Regions from separate parts of the Homo sapiens genome. Here region 2 is linked to region 1. Evidence: chromatin loops called from intact Hi-C (ENCODE). Cell type or tissue: IMR-90. All regions are shown on one strand. Each heading gives the region's core, and the rest is flanking DNA. Links, peaks and the distances in the headings are about the cores only. Region 1 overlaps LOC101928782 (a long non-coding RNA gene). Region 2 has its middle 130 kb from the start of PODXL.

Region 1 (8,325 bases), core at 257-8,256:
AAACTGACATTGAGGTGCCTCGTTGAAGTAGAAATAAAAACTAGGGAAATACTGCATCACAGAGATCAGGGATTCTCTAGCAGGAAATTTGTTTCAGAAAAAGATCCGGCTGCTGATCCTCAGGGTGACCAAGCCTCGGTTTGTCTTCTGTACTGTGGCCTTTCTGCGAACGTATGTCTGTTTGTTTAGTTGCCCTGTAAAGTTCAGGCAAATCTAGGTAATTGTATAGATACTGTTCTCCAGTTATTTATTAACACATTTCAAAACATGTCTGCAGAATGTGCTGGTGCTATAGCAGGCATCTCCTCAGAGCCTAGCATCTGCAGGCAGGATTGAGTGTCCTGGGATGGGTCATCTCAGGGTCCTTGGAGCAGGGACACAGAGGTCCTCACCCAGCGTCTTCTGAATCACTGTGAGGCTGTGGGCCAAGTCTCTTTCCTAGCACAGCCACACCCTGCTGGAAATGAGAGGCAGCAGAGGAAGCTGATTAAGTGAAGTTAGGGAGCTTGGGAGCTTAGGAGCAAGGAGGAGGGGCCGACAGCAGATCAAACCTTGAAGGCAGATGCCCCAGGGAGGGAGCGGGGAAAGAGCAGGCCTCCTCCACACCACCTGGCTAATCCAGAGTCACCCAATCTGGGTAATATAGATGAGTTCTGATGATGAGATCCCCACATAACCAGATGGAGAAGCCCAGCCCCACAGCCTGGGGTTGCAACTTGCATGGCTACAAAGGCAAAAGGTTTCCCTGAAGATTTTCTCTCAGCCCGTACAGATCTGGGTCTGGCTTCAGAGTTGAAGGCAAAGATTGAGGGGTCTCTAATAGTGGGGTCCTGAGGTCCCCTGTCTCTGTGGGAAAAACATGGAGGACTTGCTAAACTTTGATCCCAGACTGTGGACTGATTATGGGCTACAATGGGAAAGGACCGAATTAACCAGCCGAAGGGGTCAGTATCTGACCTGTGGCTGACAAGGTCCCCAGATGCCTCACCAGGAACAGCCAGCCTTCACCTTCCTGGAAATTCTCCCATGCTTTCTAATCACAACTTAGCTGCTCAGTGTCTCAGTTCCTCCCGGGAGTATTATCTGTCATTTCAGCATGCCAGCACCCTGTCAAACCCATCTATTCATACAAATGTGCTAATAGGAGAGCCTTCTCTTTCTTCCAGAAGCTTCTGTCATGGGCAGAGGAGGACAGAAAAAAAGGACAGGAGGGGAAAATGGGAGAGGAGCATCCTGCAGCATTAGGGACCCACATTACAGTGATTGAGAGAACAGAGGGAATCATGGCAGACCCATGGGGGGTGGTGTTTACGACAGATGGGGTCTTGCAAGGGAACACTCTGCTCATCAATGCAGAGGCAGATAGCTAACATATCTGCAAGAGGACCAGCTCCTGGGAGCCATCCTGTGAGGTACTATGAAATCCCTGAATGTCATTTCACATGTCTGTATATTTGAGTCTGCATGTGGGGTGATGGAGGTGGAAAAAAGTTTACACTACCCACCACAAAGAATTCCTATCCAAGATGTGCCCATGGAAGTCACCAGAGACTCTCACCATCCCTCCTGGCCTGCCCCACCCTCTCCCTCCTGGGTGATTACCCCACTCTCCCTTCTCCCATTCCCCAGTCAAAATTCCAAGATCTAGGGCCTCCAACTCCATTTCCACCCATAGCTCTCCTTAGGGACTACCTTCCAGGGGCCCTGTTAGAGTGAGCTCATTTAAACAGTAAATGGAGTCACTCAGCAGCAGCTGGCAAGTGTTTTCAATGAGTTGGAAAATCAGGTTGAAGGTATCGTGAAATATGGTGCTTACAGAGAGGCCCAGACGCATGGGCTAAGTACTTTGTGATTAGGCCTGCCTTACCCATTCCTCCCTCCAGCCCCATCTCTTCACCCTCCTTCTTTCCTTCTCCAGAGTTTTTAAAGTTAAAATGTGCCTGCGTATTTTATTAATATCTTGTAAGAGAAGCTTCTTCAAGCAAACGGTTCTTTGCCTTAGGGGTCAATGTGATCTTTTTTGTACATGTGTATAGCAGGATATGTTGGGCTTGTAAATGTGTGTGAGTTTCTGAGTGTAGGTGCCGAATAAATGTTTATTGATGATGCCTACCTATGCAATCTGCATGGTGCTTGTATTTCTATTGCTTGTGCATTTGCACATCATAAACACAAACACACACACACACACACACACACACACACACACACACACAGGCTTGCTTCCAGAGCCATACATGCTCTATTTTCAGTTTCTGAGTGTCCTAAGAGGTTATATCCTGTCTAGATGGACGGACCGAGAGTACACTTGGATTTCTACCAAGATATATTCTCCTAATTCACCAGAACCCCCCGCTTCCTGCCCATCCCCTACACAGAGCATCTCACGCCATGCAGTGCAGGGAAGCACATTCCTCAAAGCTCAGCTGCCCACCTCTGAGCAGGTGCAAATCCACCCACTGCATCCTCCCATCCACCTTTCTCCCCTCTGACTTCTGCTCTCCTCCTAAATGGTCTCTTTTCCCCCTGCCTCCTCCTCCTCCGTTTCCCTTCTCCAGAGAGGCAGAGGTTAGGTGTGCTTGACCATGATTCACCAAGTGCAGACATCAAAACAGCAAAGGGATGTGGACACCATCTCCAGCCTCTCGTTTCATGGACTGGCTAAGGTTCAGGGATGCTGAAGGATTTCTCCCATGTGCCCAAGGTAGTTCACAGAAGAGCCTGCTCCAGAGCGTGTGTTTTCCCAGCCTTTCCCACAACCTGGCCCCCGGTGGAGGAAGCGGTTCCCCTCCACCGACCCCTGCCTCCCACATCAGAGGTACTGCACCCAATGAGTGCGGCCAACCAAGACCACCAGGGGATGAAATGAGTCACATCGACTGTCTCTAGGATGGAAACTTGGTAGGGATTCTGTTTCCTGTGAGCAGGAAGAACGCGAGATGAGACACAGGAGGACCGATCCTGCTGCTCTCAGGCCTCTCATATGACTTCACAGAGGACAACTTTGGCCCCTCCCCGCCCAGCTCTGGCAGGTGCATGTCAGTGGACTCTGTCCAACAGGCAGAGTCCACGGAAAGGAAGGACAAGATGATGTAAGCATGAGATCCCAGATGCTGGCCCTGGGAGGGGTTTTAGGGACCATCTCCTCATTCAGTGTCTTTGCATTACACAGAAACTGGGCACATAGAGGCTCCAGGACTGGCCAAGGCCACCGGGACCGGTCCCAGGCTTTGCACTCCCAGGGTGCTGTCCCATTTACAAACCCTCGCCGTCCATTCCTTTTTGGAGTGAGTCCTGGTGGCACTCCTATAGGAACAGCGTGTGGGGAGGCCTAGGTGTGGCCTGGCCTCAGATGAGGACACCATCCAAGTGACCCGGCCGCTGCATCCCTGCTCTTTGTGCCACACCCCAAGTCCCTTTGCTTCCCGGAGATGGAGCAGATGACAGAGGCGCACGGAGGAAGCGGGCCTGGGGACACACGGTGTGCCGAGCTCTTTCGTCCACCTGGGTCGACCTCCACAAATCTACTGCTCCGGGGTTCCCGCGCGGGTCCCCAGGCAGCCAGGAGGTGACGCGGTCGGCGAGGAAGGGGCTGCGGCCGCGCGGTTCCTTCTCCAATGACAGGCGCGCCCTCTGCTGCTAGAACTAGGAAGCGCGCGCCTGGCCCGGCTCAGAGCCCGAGCTTGGAACCCGCAGCCGCCCGCACCCTCCAGAGAAACCGGCTTAGAAAAGCCTGCCGCCGCGAAAGCAACCAGAGGCCCTCCCGCTTCCGGGGTGCTCTGAGGACTCAGACAGGAGGGAATAGAACCTGGGAGGAGAAGGAAGAGGAGCTACCTGAACTCTGTGAGGAAAGGGAGGGGATCCTTGCATTTGGGATTTAGGACAAAATCCTTGCATTTGGGATTTAGGCTCCTTCCCCATCCTTTGTCCTCTCCACGAAGCTCCTCTCACCCCAACCACCAAACTGTGCCCATGAAGTGAATGGCCCAATAAGGAGCCTGTGGGAGCCACAGTGTCTGGAGATTTTACTCGGCCATCTCTTGAGCCCTGGGAAAAGTTTTAAAATGTTCACTTTGGCAACTTCGAGCCTGGTTCAAAGCATGGTGTCTCCGCAGGAAGAGTACAGGACTGGGAATGAGGCCTCCTGGAATCTGGTTCCATTTCAACCACTCTTTTCCCCTGTGCTAAGTCCCGTGTCCTCTCTGTGGCTCAGTTTCCTGACCTATTTATTACATGGGCCTCTCATGTCCCGGAAAATTCACTGAGGTACCAGGTATGCTACAGCACTAGCAAGCCGTCGTGCCACTGCCCTGCTCTGGCTGGGTTGTCTTTTCCTGGAAATGGGCAGTGGTAAGAGGAGGGTGGAGACAGAGCCTCCGGCCATCTCCCCTGCTCCTCGCCCCTGCTGGGACTCCCACTGCGCAGTGTTTCCCTCTTACCTCTGGACAATCCCACAGACTCCTTCCTCCAGGCAAGGCATCCCCAAGGAAGTGCAAATAAAAATGCTGTTGGTGGTGGAGGCAACATATTCAGTGAAAATCCACCAAGGTTACTGGCTGAGGCTGGAGCAGGATGGGGGTGAGGGGAATACTGCTCGAGGAAGGCAGGAGGGACCAGGGAAGAGGTCCTTGGACAGCACCAGCCGGAGGGTCCTCGCATGGGGCCTTGGAGGCGGCAGGGAAAGGAAGCTTCTCTCTGATTTTAGAATGTCCGTGGAGACAGCCTTGAGTTGCTTTCCATGTCAGATCACAAGCATAGGCTTTGGGAAGAACTGGTGAACAACTATAAGGTGGCATTCTCCTTGTGCCTAGGACAGCTACTGACCCCCTCAGCCTCACTGACCTCATCCAGAAATTGCAGATGTAAAACCTACCCCAATGCAAGTAAATTCCTTCACCCAGTAAGCAGCATAGTAGTGCACAAAATTATTGTTGTTATTATTATCATGATCATCGTGGTCCTATCAGGCCTAACCCTCTCATTTTCTGCATGATGTTCCCTTACTTGAATTTCTGTTTCCTCATCAACAAAAGTCATGTTTGCCCCTCCTTAGTTCTGGGGGTTGTGGTGGGGAGGAGGAAAAAGGCATCCCAGGTGCATCAGCAGAGGAATGTCCCTGAAGGACCCGAAATGCTATTATTGAAGGCTAAATGTTCCGTGGCTAAAAGCTGCTATAGCGATCTTTGCATCCACTTGATTTGAATGGGCACATTACTGTAATGTCCCAGTGCTGCAGTCAACACGGGGAAGGTTGAGCTATTTGTAACAAGATGCATGAGCAGCATAAAGATCAAATGGTGGAAGAGAGCACGTCTGGCTCACTTGAGAAAACAGGGCTAGTGGCTTTGAATATGGCTGGAATCCATCCATGGCCGCCTGCCTCAGAAACCGCTGCCTGGGGCTTGCTGTAGGGAGGACTGGAAAGACAGGAGCAGGTGGAGAAAGAAGGCAAATATGAGGAGGAGAGAGACATAGACAAACCACTGGACACCGTGAGAGAGAATCCAGTCACAATTCCAGCTCCAGGGGCATTATGGATGCTGAGAGTCCCGTCCTCCACCTGCAGCTCTGAGAATACCACCTACCATCCAGCAAGCTTTCTCCAAACCCTCATATCTGGACTGAGCTCCTCATTCTTTGGTGTCAAGCTGTTCAGGTGAGCAGCTCTAGCCTATTTCTCCCCCTGTTCTCCTGTCCACAGGGACAGAGCATGCTACAGCCGCAGGTCTCCAAGGCTCCATTTGGAACAGAGGTGGGGGCGCGATTGATGCCCTGGAAGGACTAGGGAGGTGGCAGGAGAAGGCTGGACAAAAACACTTGCAGACCCTGATCAATACACCCTCCAGGCCAGCGCTGCCTTTTAAGTCATCTCCATTGCCCCCCATCAGCTCCTCCCCAGAACTTCATTTGAAACTAATATTGGGAAGGGCCTGGGAGGAATGTCATTTGGCTGAAATCAAACCCCCCATGGGATGACCAAACACTCATCCTCCTTTTTCTTTTCCTTCCAAACCCTGGGAAAAGCTCTGGGTCTTGGTTTTGTTATCTGCAGATTAAGAGTAGGAGTCCAGGCTCTCTAAGGACCCTACTCACTTCTACCTGGCAACCTGCATAACTCACGCCCTCTCCTGACATCACATGTGGCACGGACTCACACTCACGCTCAGCGTTCACTCCTATTTCTCAGCCTCATCTCCACACGTGGTGTCCCTTTGCCCTCCCCACTAGCAAGGCCGGTGCCTTTCAGCACTGACATTCTGATGGCTGCTTCCGCCCTCCCCACCCTCCCTCTTATCACAGGAGGCGTTCCTCCCAGCTCCCCCTCACCGCATTGGCTGCCTCATGCCACTCTTTTTTATTATTATGGCAAAATATTCATAACTTATTTTTTATCATTTTAACCATTTGTCAGCATACTATTTGGTGACATTAAGTGCATTCACAATATTGCGTAACCATCACCACTGTCTCATCATCCCCAGTGCAAACTCTGTACCCATCCCCAGATAACCTCTAATCTACTTTGTCTCTATGAATTTCACTAATTTAGGTTTCTCATATAAATTGAATATGCAGTATTTGTCCTTCTGTGTCTGGTGTATTTTGCCTAGTACAATGTTTTCAAAAAGTCTGTCCATGCTGTAGCATATATAAAAATTCCCTTTCTTTTGATGACTAAGTAATATTTCATTGTATGGATATACCACAGTTTACTTATCCATTCATCCATCAATGGATACATGGGTTGCTTCTACCTTTTTGCTATTGTGAATAATGCTGCTGTGAACATTGATGTGCAAACATCCCTGCCTTCAATTTTTTTTCAGGATCTACCTAGCAGTAGGATTGCCAGATCCTACGGTAATTTTGTGTTTATATATTTGAAGAGCTGCCAAACTATTCGCAGAGGTTGCACCATTTTGTATTCCCACCAGCATTGTATGGCGGTTCCAATTTCTCCACATCTTCACTAACACTTGTTATCTTCTGTTTCTTGATTATAGCCCCCCTAGTAAGTGTAAAATGGCTTCATTTCTTCTTAACTTCCCTCAGCACTCAAGATCTTTGTACTTGTGTCTGTCAGCCCTAATCTTACAGCACACTAGGCACAAATAACCCAGTTGAAGGCTGAAGGCTCCTTAAGGCCAGTTTCTACTGTCCACAGGCCACCAGGCAGGGCCCAAGGGCGGCGTGTCAGTGGGAATAGCCAGTGTCTCCATGAGCCAGTTTTGGTCACCGTTGTCTGCCTTAGACTGCAAGGTCCTGAGCCCAGCTGTCAGTCCATCTCCTTGGCAGAACCTGGAATGCCCAATAACTTAAGAGTGGTGTTTGAGGAATAGGGAGAAAATTAAATGTAAGACGATTTTTTTTAAGTTGGAGGACACTGAGACTAAAAGGACAGGACCCAAAGAGTGAAATGGGAGAGGAGAAAGATTGAAGGAGAGAACTAATCCCAGAATCCAATCTCCAGTGAGGCAGATTCTGCAAGCTCCTTGGCAGTGCCTGATTCTGATGCCTCATGGATCTGATCTGGGAAATTGAAGAGATGGTGTAGCCCAACTCCACACCTCCTTCACTACAAATCAGCTGCAGGGGGCTGAGGGGCACAGCTTCCCCTGGGGCTCTGCTGGGCTCCGAGGAGCCTGGGTGCCCCCAAGAATTGCAGCTGGGGCCCCAGCAGGCTGTCCAGCCATTGTCAAGACAGCTGTAGCTCTGGGCATTGCCAAGGGAGCTTCTCATTGCCAGGCCCTGGAGGGCTGCAGGCTGCCCCAGGAGAGGGGCCCTTGGGGACTTGGCCACAATGGAACCTGTGTGGTCCTGTTAACCAGTCAGTGGCTTTGTCCTTGCTTCTTCATGTCCAGACAGCCATGGGAAAAGCAAAAGAGATGCCCAGAAGCTCACTAACAAGGTGGGATAAGGGAGATGAATGGAGACAGCCAGAAAGTCCGGAGAGAAGATTGAGAGTAAGCACACACTGGGGCAAAGAGGGAATGGAGAACACTGATCAAAGGTAAAACCAGTGTGTAGGTCTAAATTGCAATGCTTTCCCCTCTCTGGCACCTTCTCACTCCCTCTTTTCTCATCTCTCTCCCAGTTACTATCAAAGGAAAATTTATGAAGGGCTCGAGGCATTGGATATTCCCTGTATTTCAATCTAAGTTTTTGCAATCTCCAGTGAACAGCTCGGCTGCCTCTGCCTGTCAGGGAATTTAAATTGCAGATGGGATGGTGAACCCATGCCCAGAGCAGGAGCAGCCCCTCTAGTGAGCACCAGCATTGCTTAGCAACTAGGTTGGGAAGAACTTTAGGAAGCAGCAGAAAGTT
Region 2 (8,325 bases), core at 37-8,036, 260 kb after region 1:
CTGGAAAGCTCAGGAGTGCAGAGAACAGAACCCTGACATCCTCACCACAGGATCTTCTGCAGCATGGAGTACTTCTCAGGTGCGAGCAAATACTGTGTTCAATCCCTGCTTTCTGGGGAGAGGGAGCTTGCGAGAGAGGCCCTGCATCACCCAGGAAAGCAGGGTGACCTCCAAGGCACAGGACAGGGCTGGCCATTGTTTCAGATGGCAGAGAGGACAATGGTGCTGAGGGGCTCCACCCCACCTTGAGGCCCCCCCTCAAAAACTCCCTCTAGGCAAAAAACAATAACAGAAACTCTAGATGCAGGTGAGTTGATCTTTCCTCAAGGGGTTGCAAGTCCCTAGAGACCCTGGGCCAAGCCCTTTGTGGTTGCAGGCACCGTCCTGCAACATCATCCTGCAATGCTGCCAGATGCTGAGTGGCAGGACCCATCACTATGAGTGGAACCTGGCACCTGCCTCCAGTCTCAATTCAGTGGCGCTGACAGCCATGTCCTGAGGGGCCCAGGAATCCAGAAAGGGGAAATGGCTGAGCCCAGTGCAGGGGCTTCCAAAAGCTAGAGCAGCTGGGAGCCGGGGTTCATGTCAGGAGTTTGAGTGCGGTCGGAGGGGGCTGAAGAGACAATGGTGGGGGCACAGAGGACAGCCCCTCTGGTCCATGCAAGGTCAAGAGGGGCCTGGGTGGAGGCTGAGAGCCTGCCTCAAGGCCCGCTGGGTGGGTGTGCCCTTGTCATTGTTACTACCCGGGCTCAGCAGGATACCCTAGAGGACCTGGCCAGTGGAATCCATCCCATCCTCTGCGTTCATCTGAGCCACACCCACGGTCCCCCCCACCGTGTGTTACACAAGCAGCCCCTGAAGGCCACCTTGGCCTCCCCATTAGCGTCACCAGGACAACTCCCCCTCTCAACCCCTGCTGCCCAAAGGAAATCAGCACGTGTTTCCAGGCCTGGCCCCCACGGTGGCCCTGCCGCATCAGGCCCTCTGCTCATCGAGCGCGCACACGCGGCACAAGTCATTAAGACATTCTCGACCTGCGACCGGCAGGCACACACCCACTCACAGAGGTGGCCTCATCGGAGCCCAGGGCCGTGGCCGGGAAGCGCCGGGAGGGTCCCAGGGATGCGGTGCTACTGCCCCCTGCTGGCAGCTTCTGGAACACCGCGGGCTGATGACAAGACAGAATACGCAGAAAGGCCTCCTCCCTTCCTCCACACAGCTTTACAACAGGGAACATTCAGGGGTGCGGCCCTCAGTGGGGACGTGGAACTGGCTGCGGCCAGAATAACTCCCAGTTTGCAGAGAGGGAACGGGCAGCACAGAAAAGGAGAGCAGGGGGAGGAGGGTGAGAGATGGGAGCTCGCAAGCCAGCCTGAAGAGTAAGTGTATACACGCCCCTGCCATCTGCACTGCCCTTCCCAGGTTACAGAGCACGTTCATGTTCACTGAACATCACAGCTCTTCCAGACGACCCTGAAAGGCAGGGGCAGGGCAGGTAGGGTTCCTTCTGTTTTTCCAGTGAGATCATGGAAGCCCAAGGAGCTGGTATCCCTCAACTACAGTGGCACAACCAGGTGCTGGGCTGCACCCAGCATAATGTCTGCCTCTGCTCTGATGTGTGATATTGAACAAGTGTTTCTGGGCCCCTGTGGTGGCCCCAGAGCATGAGAATTTGTTCTGACAAAAACTTCCTCTACCCCCAGAGCCAGACCCAACCTGTTGCCTGGTGACAGGCAGGTGTGGGCGGGGAGAGGCTGGGTCTAACAGTGGTCTGTATTCTCCATAACAGACTGGAAGGCACATTAAGTAGAGATAAGCAGAGGTCTGAGAAAACGTAAGTATTGTAGAGCACAGAGGTCCCGCCCCAGCGTAGCAGCTAGACAGCCCCTAGGATGCTGAGATGCTGGGCTAGCCCCCACAGCAAGGCTGGAGTTCGGATGGTTGATCATTTAACCTTGTGCTCCTGTTGCTTTCCAAGTGTCCGGGAAGAGCCAAGGTCCATAGATAAAAGCAGCCACAGCCGGGCACAGTGGCTCACGGGGAGGCCAATGCAGGTGGATCACCTGAAGTCAGGAGTTCCAGAGCAGCCTGGCCAACATGGCGAAACCCCGTCTCTAATAAAAATACAAAAATTAGCCGGGCATGGTGGTGGATGCCTGTAATCCCAGCTACTCTGGAGGCTGAAGCAGGAGAATCGCTTGAACCCAGGAGGTAGAGGTTGCAGTAAGCCAAGATCACACCACTGCACTGCAGCCTGGGTGACAGAGTGAGATTCCATCTCAAAAAAAAAAAAAGAAAAAGCCACACACCCTGGGTGTGCAACAGGCTGGAGTTGGACTCCTTCTTTTGATGATGGAACCCTCGTCCTCCCTAGGGACAGATCATCTCAAGTCAGCTTCCCCAAACTTCTATCTGGCATCTCCCAGATTCTCCCTGTTCTTGTCTGATCTCCTACTGCCTCTGCCCTAACCATTGCCCAGAGCTCCCCTCCTCCTGTCCTGCCCTTCCCCAAGGCTATGGCCACACCAGGGTCAAGGGCACAAATGGCCCTTCCAAGCACGAGTAAACTGATTGGAGGAAACAAACCCATTCCTCATCCCTGTCTCCAAGTCGCCACAAGCGATAGCAAAATGCATCCTCTGCTCCGGACCGAGGAGCCGGTGACAAATGGAAGACTTGTTCTTCCTCTGAAATTTTTTTTAATGTTGAGAGAGGAGAGGCGGAATATTTATTAGTGCGGAAATGGGACTTGTCGGAGCCTGTGAACGCCCCCACACGTGTCTGTTCTCAAGGAACAAGAAAGACAAGTTAAGGAATCTAAGACCCTTGTGAGCCATGAAGCAGTCTCTCCAGAAATAAAATGTGTACCCAAGCAGGGGCTCCAATCAAACACTTCCACCAGCTAGAAAAGGGGGCCGCCAGAGGGGAAAATCCAGCCCAGCTCCTACCACCACCCCCGGCCCCACTGCACCGTGGACAGTCCACCCCAGCCCTCTCACACCTGACCAAGTACTGCCATCCTTCGCCCCTCCCTGCTGCCCTAGGGCCAGAGGGGCTAAGGCAGCTCAGAAATAGGCTAATTCGGGTACAGGGAATGCTTCCTGCAGGAGGCATCACCTCACAGAGAGCTCTGGGGTCTTTACCCGCTGTGTTCAGGTCTGGCCTGGGCAGCTTTGAGCCTCGTGGCCTTCTTCCCTGCTCACTCCCTCATTCATTCAGGGACCACCCTCCCTCCATGTGCCAAGACAGTGCTGGATCCCATGGGGAAAGAGAGATGAGTAAGACCCTGTCCTTGTCCCCCATCATGGCTGAAAGGGACAACGGGCAACCAAAAGTCGCATTTCTGTGTCGTGTTACTGTGTCGTGAACTTTGACTCAGTGACCTCATCTCAGGTTCCAGGGTGAGAGCTGGTTTCAGAGCTGCATTGCACAGAAGAAGAAACTGAGTCCCAGAGAGATGAGCGGTGGCCCAGCCTGAGCCTGACCCGCAGACTTCGCTCCACACGCTTCCACCCTCCTGCCCGCGGCTAAGCGGCAAGGCTGGTCCTTCGGCCATCGGAGGAGTGGGTTGGATCCTCAAGACAGAGACACGACTACTGGCTGGAGTCCTCAGCTCTGAGGGTGCGGACTTCCACCCACAGTAGTTTCTCACACAAACCAAAAGTCCCCTCCGAAGAGCAGCCCCAACCAGGCGGAGGGGACAGATAACCCGTTTCTGAAGGCTGAAGCAAAGTGGAGAAGTCAGGCGGCCTGAACCAGAGCTCAGAACTGAGGTCCTCGCTGGGGCTGCCCAGGACCACCTTCAAAAGCCACCGTCTGCAAGAGTAACCCACCCCCCCCCCCACCGACAACTCCTGCCACACTCTGTATACCCCAGGGGCTGGACATGTCCGTCTAAAGAGGCTTTCTTGAGGAGAAGAAGAAGATTCTGGCCTAGGCTCGCCCTATCCAATTCTCTCCACACCTTCCTGTCCACCCAGTCCCCCAGGGGAAGCCAATAACCCCTGCAGCTCTGTGGCTGAGGCCATCCCTGCCTCATGTGTTGGTCTCTCCTGCCCTCTGGTGGACAGATCCCAGCAGTGCATCCTGCATAACCCAAATGGAATCACCTTTCCTTCCAGAGCCTCTTCAATCTCTGTTCCTCTTCCCACAGGATCCTGTATCTGGGCCCTGCACCTCCAGGGCCATACTGAAGGTGGAGGTTGCTCTCTGCTCCCTCACTCCCATTCCCCTTATCTCCTCCTACAAATCAAGACCACCTCCTTTCTGACCCCAGCATTCGGGGACCTTCTGGCCTAGCGTCCAGCTCCTTCTGCGTAACTGGTGCCCTGCCCCTGATGCTACTGGGCCTCCCCTGCACCATGACCCCTTCTCCCTGGGTCTCCTTGCCTGGATCTCATCCCTGCTGCCTGCCTGCCAGTCTGGTCTCCTCCCCCACTGAAGGCTCTGATCGTAGGTAAGAGGCTGACCTGGCCCTAAATGCCCAGCTGTGGCCACCAGCTTCAAGGCTCTGGGCAGCCTGTTTCTGAGCCTCTGCTTCCTTGGGCTTGCTGGATTTGCTTGCTGGCCTTGGTTCAACCGACTTCAATTTAACTGGCATTAACCAAGCAGCTCTGCTCTTTAGTAGACATTGTCCTAGGAGCAAAGAGAATAACAGAGGTGAACAGGCTGCAAATCAGTCTACCAGGGAAGGCAGACACAGCAAGAGGTACCCGAGCAGAACGTGCTGGGTGCTGAACCAGGAAGAGCGTCTGAGGACAGCAGGGCCTGGGAGCCCCAGGGAGAGGATTCATGGGGAAAGTGACCTGAATCCTAGGCCGATGGGGGAGCAGGCTCCCCGGCACGGAGCAGAGGGGATGCTGGCTGTGACAACCACCACTACTGAGCACGCCTTTACCTACACTATTCTCACCTCGCCCTAATGCTGAAGTTAAAGCTGATATTATCCTGCTTTTGAAAGATAATAGAGCGTCAGAGCATTAGGGCAGACAGCCCCGGGTCTCATCGCTAGCAAGTGACTTGAACCTGGTGCCACATTCAAGGCACCATTCTGTTGCTTCCCTAGCAGAAGGCAGAGCGTGAGCAAACGTGTGGAGGCTGGAAGTGGCAGCCCACTCAGGAATAGAGAGTGTTTCCAGGCAGGCTGAGACAGCGCCATGTGAGCATGGGACCTGCACTCTCAGAGCCACACAGAGGGCGGATGAGGAGGGCAAGACGAGGGGTGGGTGACCGCATGGCCCTCACTCTCACCCTTCCCTTTTTTTTTTTTTTTTTTTGAGATGGAGTCTCGCTCTGTCGCCCAGGCTGGGGTGCAGTGGCATGATCTCTGCTCACTGCAACCTCCATATCCCAGGTTCAAGCTATTCTCCTGCCTCAGCCTCCTGAGTAGCTGGGACTGCAGGCATGCACCACCATGCCCGGCGGATTTTTTGTATTTTTAGTAGAGACGGGGTTTCACTGCATTAGCCAGGATGGTCTTGATCTCCTGATCTCATGATCTGCCCGCCTTGGCCTCCCAAAGTGCTGGGATTACAGGTGTGAGCCACCGTGCCCGGCCCTTCCCTCCTTATTCTAAAAAAAAACCTTTGGTTTTTATCTTAGTACTTGTTTACCCTAAATACAAACTGTATTTCCTAGCCTTCCTCACTGGTAGATGTGGCCATATGGTTAGGGGCACATGAGTAGAACCTACATAAACAGCTTCCAGGTGACGCTTTGAAAGGAAGGAGAATGGCTCTTGCACCTCTTCCTGCTGGCTGGGTTGTGGGCGAGGTGGCAAGGGGTGCCGGCTCATGTAATCAAGGGCATGCTGCAGGAACAGCAGAGCCACCACACGGAAGATGTCACGGGGCTGTCACACTGTCCTGGGACTGCTTATCATCAGGCATTACTTGTGAAAGAGAAATCTACTTCTCTCACGTGTACGCCCTTATTTGGGTCTCTGTCACGGCAGCTGAACCTGAATTCTAGCTAACATAAAAGCTATCACAGGGGTCTCAGCCAGACAGCAAAGTCAGAGGCAATGGAAGGGAAGGGGCAGGGGCGGGAGATCCTCAGATGCTGTGGAGACAACTCCGATAGGATTTGGCATGTGGTTGAATGTGGGCGGTGGGGAAGGAGGACCGGCAAGGCATGAAGTTGACAGCAGAATGGAGGTATTTGAGACAGGCCATCCTCTTCTTTGCCATTTCACTTCTAGATCTCACTTTCTCCTGTGTGCATCTCCCCTTCTTCAAGACCTCTCCTTTCCCTGGGTTCAAAAAATCACTTGACCAAGACCTCTCCTGCCTCTGCCCCTCACATGTGCTTCTCTTTGCTGGACACCACCCCCAGCCCTGCACCACCCAGCCTGGCCACTTCAGGGTCTTTTATAGACTCTGCAAACAGCACCTCCCCACTGGAAGCTTCCCTGACTGCTTTGAGCTGAGCTAGGTCCTCAATCTCTGTGCTCCCTTCTGACTCAGCATGGATCCCACCAGGAACTTCTGGAGGGCAGATACCTTCTCTTTTTTTTTTAAGAGACTGGGTCTAGGCTAGGCACAGTAGCTCATGCCTGTAATCCCAGCACTTTGGGAGGCTGAGGCAGGTGGATCACTTGAGGTCAGGAGTTCAAGACCAGCCTGGCCAACGTGATAAAACCCCATCTCTGCTAAAACAAAAATTAGCCGAGGGAGGTGATGCACAACTGTAGTCCCAGCTACTCGGAAGGCTGAGGCAGGAGAATCGCTTGAACCTGGGAGGCAGAGGTTGCAGTGAGCAGAGATTGCACCACTGCACTCCAACCTGAGTGACAGACCAAGACTCTGTCTCAAAAAAATAAGAGACCAGATCTCACTCTGTCACCCAAGCTGGAGAGTGGTGGCACAATTACAGCTCTCTGTAGCTCCATTTCCTGGGTTCCAGCCATCCTCCCACCTCAGCCCCCGAGTAGCTGAGACCACAGCAGTGCACCACAGTGCCTAAGTGACCATATTCACCTTTGGATCTCAATGTCTAGCATCCTGCCTGGCACATGATGGGCACCCAGGAAATGCCATTAGCCAGGATTTTCCTTTATCCCTGTGCCTGGAAACCACCTCCTGGCTCCCTGTCACCATTCCCCCTCGGCAGTCTCCACCCATCTGAGTGGCAACACTTAGATGAAACAAAAGCAAACCAGTCAGTGTGGAGAAATGAAGCCTCTAGAAGTAATGTCAGGTAACTTTCTTCAGCTGCCCTCCCCCCACTCTGATTCAGAACTGCCATTATCAAAAGGTAATAGGTTTCCATAATCTTACTCCCCATTTGGGCAGAAAACCATGAAGCATGCTTTCCCAAGGATGTTTAACTTGAAATCTTCCATACCTTAAATTTAGGTCTCCATTTCAGAAATGATGCAGGCTTAGATGAAAGAAGACAAATGTCATTATTTTATGGAGAGGAAGTTATGAAACACCACACATGTCAAATCTCCATATACCTTTTCCTCCTAATGCAGCAAAATGATACCTTTATACCGTTCATTCAAAGGCTCAGTAAGTCGGCACAGGGAGATGGGGCTGCAGCAGTAATCATCGATGTTTCTGGTAACCCCTGGCACCAATCTACTGCATTCTAAACACATGAAAGGCTTCCTCAATTTCACTCCCCATCATCATCAGCCACAACAGGTATTTATTGACTGCCTGTTATACGTGGGACATTTGCTAGGTGCAAGGAAAGAAAACTTGAAATTTCCCAAAGATTTTGAAAGGGGAAAGATCTGTACTTTAGAAGTAAGTTATCTGCCTCTTAAATGAGCCATGTGTATAAAGAAGACAATTGCAGAGACTTTTATAGAGATGGTCTAGACCGTTGTACATTGTCAGATTGCTCCGTGTGCAATGTTTGCCAAATACAGGACAAATGATGCCATCATAATTATTCAACGGCATGGTAACCTAATCGATGCGCCAGACAAAACCTTCCAAAGAGAATCTATAGCTCTTCTGATCCTCACCCAGCCCTGCCAATTACAGACAGGCAAAATATTTCCATGGTCTCCTTCTCTGTCTTATCATGAGAACGTGCAGACCAAATCTGTGTTTTGAAATCAAGAAGGTCTGAAAAAGGCTACTTATCTCCAAATGTAGTCACACGTAGATTTGAAACAAATGCAATGGCTTTAGGGAGGAAAAAGACAGAATTCTTTGAACACAAAAGCTCTGCATGCCTTTTTTAATGAGTTCAGAAAATGATAGAAACGTTATCGTCCTGCAAATGCTCACTGAGTCACGGCAGCAGTGCGAAGCCTTTGTCACTCATTTCTTCAAGTCTCTTTCCACATTCAAATCACTCTTCATCATT

What was found. Hi-C counts contacts between places; a loop is a spot of excess contacts. Peaks named below come from ENCODE experiments on the same cell type or tissue, not always from the same donor. Only the 100,000 strongest peaks of a DNase experiment are listed, where the experiment ranks them.
Region 2: a loop joins it to region 1, with 18 times the contacts of the local background. A loop is called at or near these places in 9 of 110 quality-filtered maps.

The regions. Positions count from the first base shown.
Region 1 is chr7:131,940,863-131,949,187 of GRCh38, reverse strand. It overlaps LOC101928782 (a long non-coding RNA gene), which reads right to left. Exons shown (of 6, transcript NR_110836.1): 6 at 235-457. Among named protein-coding and RNA genes, the nearest start is that of PLXNA4-AS2, 320 kb to the left of the region's middle. RefSeq lists a silencer at 3,625-3,684. In IMR-90, for the core only: a CTCF peak has its summit at 3,638 (motif pointing left); no DNase peak of the experiment used is centred there; H3K27me3 peaks cover 712 bases.
Region 2 is chr7:131,685,044-131,693,368 of GRCh38, reverse strand. No RefSeq gene overlaps it. Among named protein-coding and RNA genes, the nearest start is that of PODXL, 130 kb to the right of the region's middle. RefSeq lists a silencer at 4,040-4,089. In IMR-90, for the core only: CTCF peaks have their summits at 1,154 (motif pointing left) and 4,055 (motif pointing left); no DNase peak of the experiment used is centred there; H3K27me3 peaks cover 3,313 bases.